Linked DNA regions of Homo sapiens: region 2 is linked to region 1. Evidence: chromatin contacts called from ENCODE Hi-C or POLR2A ChIA-PET data. All regions are on one chromosome and are shown on one strand. Each heading gives the region's core, a stretch centred on a gene start or an enhancer-like site at or near the end of the contact. The rest is flanking DNA. Distances are from core to core; before and after follow the strand shown. Region 1 holds the start of DERA (deoxyribose-phosphate aldolase). Region 2 overlaps EPS8 (EGFR pathway substrate 8, signaling adaptor).

Region 1 (4,326 bases), core at 804-3,303:
TAATACATTCAACAGGTCCATTTTAGAAAAAGTCCTTGAGAAATTCTTGACTGATACATTGCTAAAACATTGCTTTAAGAGGCTGCCCTAATTCTGATTTTTCAACTAATTTAGGATATCACAATTTAAAAACAAACAAACAAACATTTATGTAATGAATGGTATGGAATCTGGTTTGGAGTTGTGTTTACTTCTAAAAATAGAATTTCATGTATTGCCTTTGTATCTTCTAGAGATGTGAATGATCTCCAGCCAGAGACCACCAGTAACACACCTACAAGTGGACAAAGTTGTGTTTATTGACATTGTAACAAGGGAGAATGCTTGCCATGGGCACCTAATGTGAGGTGTCTCAGTAAGAGGATGTTAGAAACTACATAGGATTTGGGCCTGTCGTAGGTGATTTGGGGAAAGTTCAAGGAAGGATCTGGACTGGATGATGGTAGGAACTGGTGATAGTAGTGCATCTTAATTCTTATCTAAAACATAGGAATGGAGTGAAGCTAGAACTGATTGGTAAAGAAGTCATAATAGCTAGGATAGGGGCTATTTGAACAATATTCATGGTTTTCTATTATCAGACATGATTATGATTATGTTTTTGTTGATTCATTGTGGTCACAATGGCCTTGGCTGATGCTGTGCTGTGAAATTGTATACGTTTAACCAGGGAAAACCATGGTCCAGTTGTGAGTTTCAGGCCAGCTCCAGGCTTTCAGGGCCTGCTTTTCTCTTTTTCAAGGTTAATATAAAAAAGAAAAGTGCTATAGTATGTATGAGTAAGATCTACACACATCCGAAACATTCAACAGTGGCTGTGTGTGGACAAGGCTGAAAGCTCAATGTAGAGGAGTATACAAATATTACTATTCCTATTTAAAACAGCTCAGTAATTACTGTGTGAACTTGACAATAACATTAACAGCTTCCATTTTTTAAGTATCTACTGTATGCCATGTTATGTACTAGGTGCCTTGCATACATTCAACAGCTTTGCAAGGTGAACATATTTTGATCATCTCCACTTTACAGGTAAGTAGACAGACTATTATTTCCAGAACTGCCAAGTTACATTTATTAAATGGAAGAGCTGGTATATTAATGGGTTCAGCTCATTTTGAGCTCACTGTATTTCCCCTATACCAGGATGCCTTTCTATTCAGAACTTTGATGTCTAAAGTTACAGCAATGGAGATAAAATACATTATTGGCAGGATTGTTCAGAGACTCAAATGCTATCATACATCTATATATGATGTATGAAAGCACCTAGCACAATAACTGGCTCATGGTAGACAAATCATAACTAACTGTACTGTTTTCATAGCAGAGGTGCCTCTAAACGTGAGTACAGATAAGTTAACTATATTGAGATTGTGGAGTGACTCGACGATTTTAACCTCTTGGTCACAGAGAAATCAGGCTGAAGCATTTTACCTTTATAGAATCATAGTATTTTGAAGAACCAAGAAATTGTCAAGGTCTTCTTTTACAGATGAGAAAAATGAAGCTCGGAAAAGCAGTTAATTTGCCCAGGGTCACACATTTAATTATTGCCCGAGCTTGGCTAAGAAACCAGGTCTTCTGACTCCTAAGCCCTTGCCTTCTTCAGGCCACATAGCTGCTTCTTTTCATGATGTGTAGATTAGAAAAGTCAGTGTGCCCCGGGGCCCTTGATTGCACCTTGGTTTCCCTAACAAGGATATGGGATCCCTGCTGACATTTCAGACCTTAAGTTGCAGAGCTCTGCACTTGGATCTTCTTCCTTCTTGTTATATAATCTTACAGTTAAAAGTTTCTAGGAATATTTTTATTACGTGCAATTGGCAACTTCAGTATTTTTTAAAGGGTGTTGGTAGCATTATTTCCGGGAGCTACTTAGCGCTCCGGTTCGGTACCTCGTGGAGAAGACGGGGGAGGGGAGCAGCGAGATTTCCTTGCGGAGCAATATTCCTAGGGTACAGACCTCGTAGCCCGGGCCCGCGACTCCGCCCCGGGAGCGGGCAGGGGCGGGGCGAGCGCTCCAGCTGGCGGGAAGGAGGAAGGGCCGGGCGCGGCGCAGAGGCGGGCGCCTACCAGCCGGCAGCTCCGGAGCTGCCCGCGCCATGTCCGCGCACAATCGGGGCACCGAGCTCGGTAAGGGGCCCGCGGGGCTCCCCATCCCCTCTCCCTCGCGTTCAGCGCCGCCGGGACTAGCGCGGGGCCTGCTGCCGCCCAGTGCCCTGGCTGTGGGTCCCCGAGGGGTTTTCGCTGGGGCGGGAAGCAGTGGCGTCTGGTCAGCCCTCACCCCAAGTAAAGGCCGAACCCGGCACGTTCGCGCCGCTTGTCTTTGCACCTAAGCTTTTACTCTTGTATGCGGAAGGAGTAGGAAAGGGTTAGATTATTATCTTCCTGCCTTTTCGTTCACTCTAGCTCGCTGGTTGGAAAACCCAACAACCCAAAAAACAAAACCCAAAACAAACAACCCCCAAGCAGGTAAAAACAGATAAAAACCTTCTTTCTCCTCCTTTTAATAGAATACTTGTGTAATTTAATGCAGTATTTCCGTAGATAATTTTAACCGTAACCTTGAAGTGGCCGTGCTCGTGGAAAAGTTGTCAGCCGTCTGTGCTCAAAATGTAACACTGCAGATTCATGGGATTTTAGAGTTACAAAGATTTGTTAAAGTACCTGTATTATTTCCCAGTTTTCATCTTTTTTTATATTGTTCAAATACTGGCAAGAAACCTTAGTTCAGATTTCTTTTTTTTTTTTTTTTATTGATCATTCTTGGGTGTTTCTCGCAGAGGGGGATTTGGCAGGGTCATAGGACAGTAGTGGAGGGAAGGTCAGCTGATAAACAAGTGAACAAAGGTCTCTGGTTTTCCTAGGCAGAGGACCCTGCGGCCTTCCGCAGTGTTTGTGTCCCTGGGTACTTAAGATTAGGGAGTGGTGATGACTCTTAACGAGCATGCTGCCTTCAAGCATCTGTTTAACAAAGCACATCTTGCACCGCCCTTAATCCATTTAACCCTGAGTGGACACAGCACATGTTTCAGAGAGCACAGGGTTGGGGATAAGGTCACAGATCAACAGGATCCCAAGGCAGAAGAGAATTTTTCTTCAGATTTCTTAACATGTGAAAAATTTATAATTCAAACAGCAAAACCATGATCAAGAGAAGGTTTAAGCGTCTCGTTTAAGTATTATAGCTTGGATATCTGTGTATCCAGGATCTTTAACTTCTTACCTGTGTGACTTCGGACAAATTAATAACTTTGCGCTTAAGTTTCTTCATCTGTAAAATGGTTATTTTAGTGGTAGTTACCTTATAAGGCCGTTAGGAGATTAAATAGGATACATGTAAAGTAGTTTGGTATATTGTGGACACCTAGTAAGTCTTCAGTATAGATAGTATTAGTATATGGAGTTATGGTTTTAGGGGCTAATTTTGAGAAAATTGGCTGTAAATTATATGTAACACATACAGGTAGGTCCTTTTCGCCCTCCTTAAAAGTGACTGGTACTTAAACAGTCTGCACTTCCAAGAGGTGTTCTGGATTTTTTGTCGAATGGTAAGAGAGTAAATCTATCATTTTAAAGACAGTTGATTTACTAACCTGGTTGATTTTGTTTTAGTCACTGTCCTCTAGCTGATTATGTTTTAAACTCTAGTCCTATCTCTGGAACGTGGTCTTTAGTAATAACGGCATTATTTCTTAGATTGGAATATCCTTGAAGGTGGTGGATATGGGGCAGGTTTGGGGTGGTGTCTTACCTGGGTATTCCCAGGAATATGACCATGTGACTATGCATACATCAAGGATGTGCCCTAAATTTCCCAAAACTTAGACATTTTAAATTTTTCTTTCAAAAAACATAATTGAACCATTTTTAAATTTATTTATTTGCAGTAATTAGAATCAATCACTTCCATTCATTTGTTGAAAAGTAATAGACATAAATAATTGCCAGGTAGAACAATAGTAAATGTGGTTTTTATGCAGCTATCGAAATGATCATAGCTTTGTATTTATTATCTTATTTGTTAAAATCAGATTTTTTTCCTTCACGGGTATTAATCCTTAATCCAAACAGGTTTAAACTGAAATGCTAAAATAAGTTATTTGAATTAGGTACTAGGGAAAAAAATCTTTCAGTATTAATTTATGCAGTATATTAACTGATGATTTTTAAAATAGTTTTCTAATTGAAAGTCTTTTTAATAAACATCGTAACTAATTTCTAAAATAAATTAACATTTTTGCTTCCCTTTTCTTATTACAAAAGGAATTCATGGTTATTGTAAAAATTCTAGAAAATACAGTTAGCACAAAAATGTTGTAA
Region 2 (4,184 bases), core at 550-3,049, 280 kb before region 1:
TTTAAGTATACATTATGTGCATTTCATTAGCTACCTTTTAAAAAATCACTACAACAAACTGTCAAACAGCATATGAGTGCATCTCAAAAGAATAAAAAATAAAATGTATCACCACACTAAAAGATTTGGTTTCTCATCTGCTGACTTAGTCAGTATATCAATCATCACCAGTCCACAGCATAGTTTTCTTCCAGGAAGGACAAAAAAACCTCCACCTAACATGTTCCTGGGCTTTTGCTTTCCATTTCCAATGTTCTAACACACAACAGCAAACCAGAATAACTTTACACCTTTCTAAAGTAACACTCTGATTACAAAAGATTAAATTCGAATAAAAGGACTACCATTTCAAAGGAAATGGGAGAAATACAAAGCAACTAAAGTTTGGCATCTTAAAAGCGATAAAAGGAGAACCTTTTGGGATCCTGCGATAAAACAGCCTGAATAGCTTCTATGACACAAGGCTTCACAGTTATTTTGAATAGGCAACACACAGACTTCCACAAAAGGGCTTCACTCTTGCCACTTGCTACGTTGTAAAAACAGGCATGTTGGCTTTTTTCCCCTGTTCATAGCTGCTACTTGATAGATTTCTATGAGTATTTACTTCCTAGTTCCTTTCATTTTATTTTTACCAGAAGTTTAGGCAGTAAGCAGAGAATGTGGGTAGATGAGTAGGCATATTTTGAGAGAAATTTGGCTATCAATAAACACACACTGAAATATGTGCTACTGTCTGGTTCTAAAAGAACATTAAGCCCCAACATTCATTCAGAGAAAAACTGTTCTGCAATAAAGTTATCAAGAAATATTTGTTTTATAAAAAGAAATATATTTATTTAATGCCAAACTGTATTTTTGAGATATTTTAAAAAGGAACTTACATAAGTTGCAAATATATTGTAAGATTTTTAATATTCTAAGGAAACAAGTATGTGTGTTAATTTTGGGAGAGATGTTTATATTTTATACACCAATGCCACCCTTTTACTTATGAAAAACAGACTTCAACATGATGAGTCACAATTATCAGGAGAGTTCTCTATCTTTAAAAGTATGCAAACTATGCCTCTTTCCCACTAGGTTATTCTTGGTTTCTCAGCGTGAACAAAGAACAGACTGTCCTAACCCACACACTGCTCCAAATGGGGACTGGAGGCCGATGAACTTTGATCCTAGCTAGGCCTGGATAAAGAGTCCCACCGTGTCAAAGATGACTGTGCTGACGTCTCTACGGAGGGAAATGCTATAAACTTGTGGGAAGAATAAAGAAGAGAACAGTCATTTCTAAGAGGAAGTTTTCTCCTTAGGGAACTCAATAAAAATATTTATAGAAATTTCTCATCTTAAAACTATGTCTTTAGTGTATTTGAAAAAGAAAACTCTTTTTAAAAACTCCACATAATTTTAAAAACTTAGTAGCATATTCTATTTTATTATGGTTCTACACACTCACGCACACAGTTGTTTTTGCTGTACAGAAAGAGCTAATCACTTTTCCAAAACTTCATTTTTCCTTTAGTTTCCTGGCAAGATAGATATGACAGTCATTTAAATTGGACATACCGTGGGAGAAAAATTAATGAGTAAAAGTAGGCTTATGCTTATTGCATTTAACCAGAATTTTTAGAATTGTTAAATAGTAATAGTTTTAGTGTCTTTTTTATTTTTTATTTTATCAAGAATGTCCACAACTGAACAGATGTGGCAATAACTTACTGACGTGAGAAAAACAGTAGGATGAAAATGGGAGTGAAAGATTCAGCCATTTAGTTTTGAACATAAATAGAAAGCATCCAATCTCAGCTATAAAGTTAATAGTTCCATACTGGTATCTGGATGTCAGAGATGAGTTTTAATACGATGACTAATTTGGGAATCATTCTTTTCCCAACAATATAAATAGTATTGAAAGAAATGGAAATAGAATGAACTACAGTAAAAGTATGTTTATGTGGAAAACGAAGGCAGAACCCTAAGAGAGGCCCACATTGAGGGAAAGATAGATATCCATCTCTCTCTCTCTGTCTCTCTATCTCTCTCTCACTCACACACACACACACACACACATACACACACACACTTCATATACTTTTGTCATATTGGGGAAATATGAAATATCTTCATAGCTCTGGTTTTCCAAGAGTTTTTACACATCAAGTATAGGTAAAGCCAAGTAACTTTATAATACGTTTAAAACACCAAATTTGGAGATTAAATTGACATGCCATATACTACAAGGTTAAACAAAATTTATCTTAAAACTACCTTCAGTTTTCAAAATATCTACACTGCTATTCACCAATAATACAAATAAGGATAATCCAAAGTTGGTCATAGTGTCTTTTTAGTTTACTTAAATATGGTTTTCATAGAAACCATTTATATGAAACATCAAATTTCAAGTTATGAAAATATGGCACTGAAGTGTAAGTCACATGAAATTTGAATTTGGAGGCTAAATCTGAGACTACTATTGGCAGGTGATTATATTAACATAGTGTGATTGTGCAGCTACTGTGAATAGCAAACAAGAGGAAGAGAAGTAGGAAGGTTATGATGATGATGATGATGGCGACAGCAGGATGTAGTTAGTGACTGCATATTACGTGTCATACAGGGGTCAAAATCAGTCAGGGGTTTTCAACCTCAGCACCATTGATATTTTGGGCCAGATAACTCTGTTGCTGGGGACTGTCCTGTGCATTGTAATTGTTGCTAAGTGTCCCTGGTCTCTACCCATTAGACATCAGTAGCATCCCCCCAGTTTTGACAACCAAAAATGTCTTCAGGCAATATCAAATGTCCTCAGAAGGATGGAGAAGAAGACAAAATCGCTCCTGGCTGAGAAGCACTGAAGTAGATGCTTTCTATGCATTATCTCATTAAATCCTCACACTTATCCTATGAAGCAGATACTATTATTTTTCTCCACTTTTTAGATATTGAAGTGCTGAGAGGATAATTAAATCATTGAAGGTCAGGAAGCTGGCAAGTGTTGTTTTGGTATACAAATTCCAGGATGTCTGGCTCCAGAGTCTGCATTCAATTATCATAACAGATTGGAAAAGGAGTAGAAAGGCATGCATTAGAGAGTGGAGAGAATACTTCCTGTTTCTCAGAACTACGTAGCTGATGAGAAACCAGGTGAAAATCTTTGCAATCTATTAAGTACCATGCAAGTATAAAGGACTTTAATACAAGTAGAATCAGCAGTAAACAATATTTTACTTAGTAGTGCTTTTAATTTGCAGAAGACATTTTTTGCCTCCCTGGGAAACTTACGGTCCACCGGAAGTTGTTTGTGTCTCTGGCTGTCTCGCACGATACTGCCACCACTGTCACTGGAGCTGCTGTTTTGACGTGTTATATTTGCTGGGACCTTTGACACAGGAACAGGTGCTGGAGTGGAAGGGGGAAGGGGAACAGGAACAGGAGCTGGTGTTGGAGGAGGTGATGGAGCAGGGGGAGTATCAGCTGGTCTTGGGCCATACTCCATCCTTTGTTTCTATAAAAAGACAAATAATTAACTTAAAATTTAAAAAATATAAACCTAGGCTAGGAAAACAAATTATACTTTGATAGGACATTGTTGGCTATTTTTAAACTTACTTGCAAACCCATTACTCATTTATCTGTAATCCTATATGGTATAATGACCATTAAAAATCATATTTTAAACATTCTACATAATTTGTTCAAAGTCAAAACATTAGTTAAGGAGTCACAAGGCTACGTCAATAGCAAATAGTAGTATTATAGTAATAAATGTCAAGAAAACAGAATTTGGGCTTGGAATCACACAAGATGAGGGGAGGCAGAAAGATTTATAATTATTTTTTAATTTATGCTAATAATAATTTCCAATTGCACTGGAAGTCTAAATGTCAACAGCATAAAGCATCACTTACTCATTTTAAATGTACGCTATATTCAAAGATTTTTAATTTTGTTTCCAATAAATAATTTTAAAATATTGGTATTATTTTGTTCAAGGCATAACTTTTTCTGCCATCATCTTAATGCTAATTTATTAAAATTAGAAATTTCCCTTGTTAAAATGGAAATGTCACGGGGTGGATGGTTGTGAGGGTAATGGTATGGTCTTTAAATGTTTATGATTGCAACTTACAAACGAATACTAGAAAGGGACCTGTGGCCATTTGTATTAAAAAAGGTAGGTG

The links. A loop is a pair of places that touch in the nucleus more often than their neighbours do. ChIA-PET counts read pairs that join two places held with the same protein, here RNA polymerase II (POLR2A). Pooled maps may share reads with other maps.
Region 2: a loop to region 1 is called in a pooled map, with 2.5 times the contacts of the local background. The contact joins the enhancer-like site here to the promoter of DERA in region 1. A Hi-C loop is called at or near these places in 1 of 50 pooled maps. POLR2A ChIA-PET finds 5 or more read pairs at or near these places in 3 of 52 experiments (Caco-2, GM12878 and HepG2).

What each region holds. Positions count from the first base shown.
Region 1 is chr12:15,909,279-15,913,604 of GRCh38, forward strand. DERA (deoxyribose-phosphate aldolase) reads left to right here and starts at 2,054. Exons shown (of 9, transcript NM_015954.4): 1 at 2,054-2,136. The coding sequence starts at 2,106. RefSeq lists enhancers at 1,744-2,488, 2,489-3,232 and silencers at 1,912-1,971, 1,992-2,341.
Region 2 is chr12:15,628,157-15,632,340 of GRCh38, forward strand. It overlaps EPS8 (EGFR pathway substrate 8, signaling adaptor), which reads right to left. Exons shown (of 21, transcript NM_004447.6): 18 at 3,286-3,508. Among named protein-coding and RNA genes, the nearest start is that of EPS8, 160 kb to the right of the region's middle. RefSeq lists an enhancer at 1,099-1,243 and a cis regulatory region at 1,164-1,177. Within about 2 kb of position 1,800, at least 22 of the 41 ENCODE cell types and tissues checked have a DNase peak (open chromatin) inside an H3K27ac peak, as active enhancers do.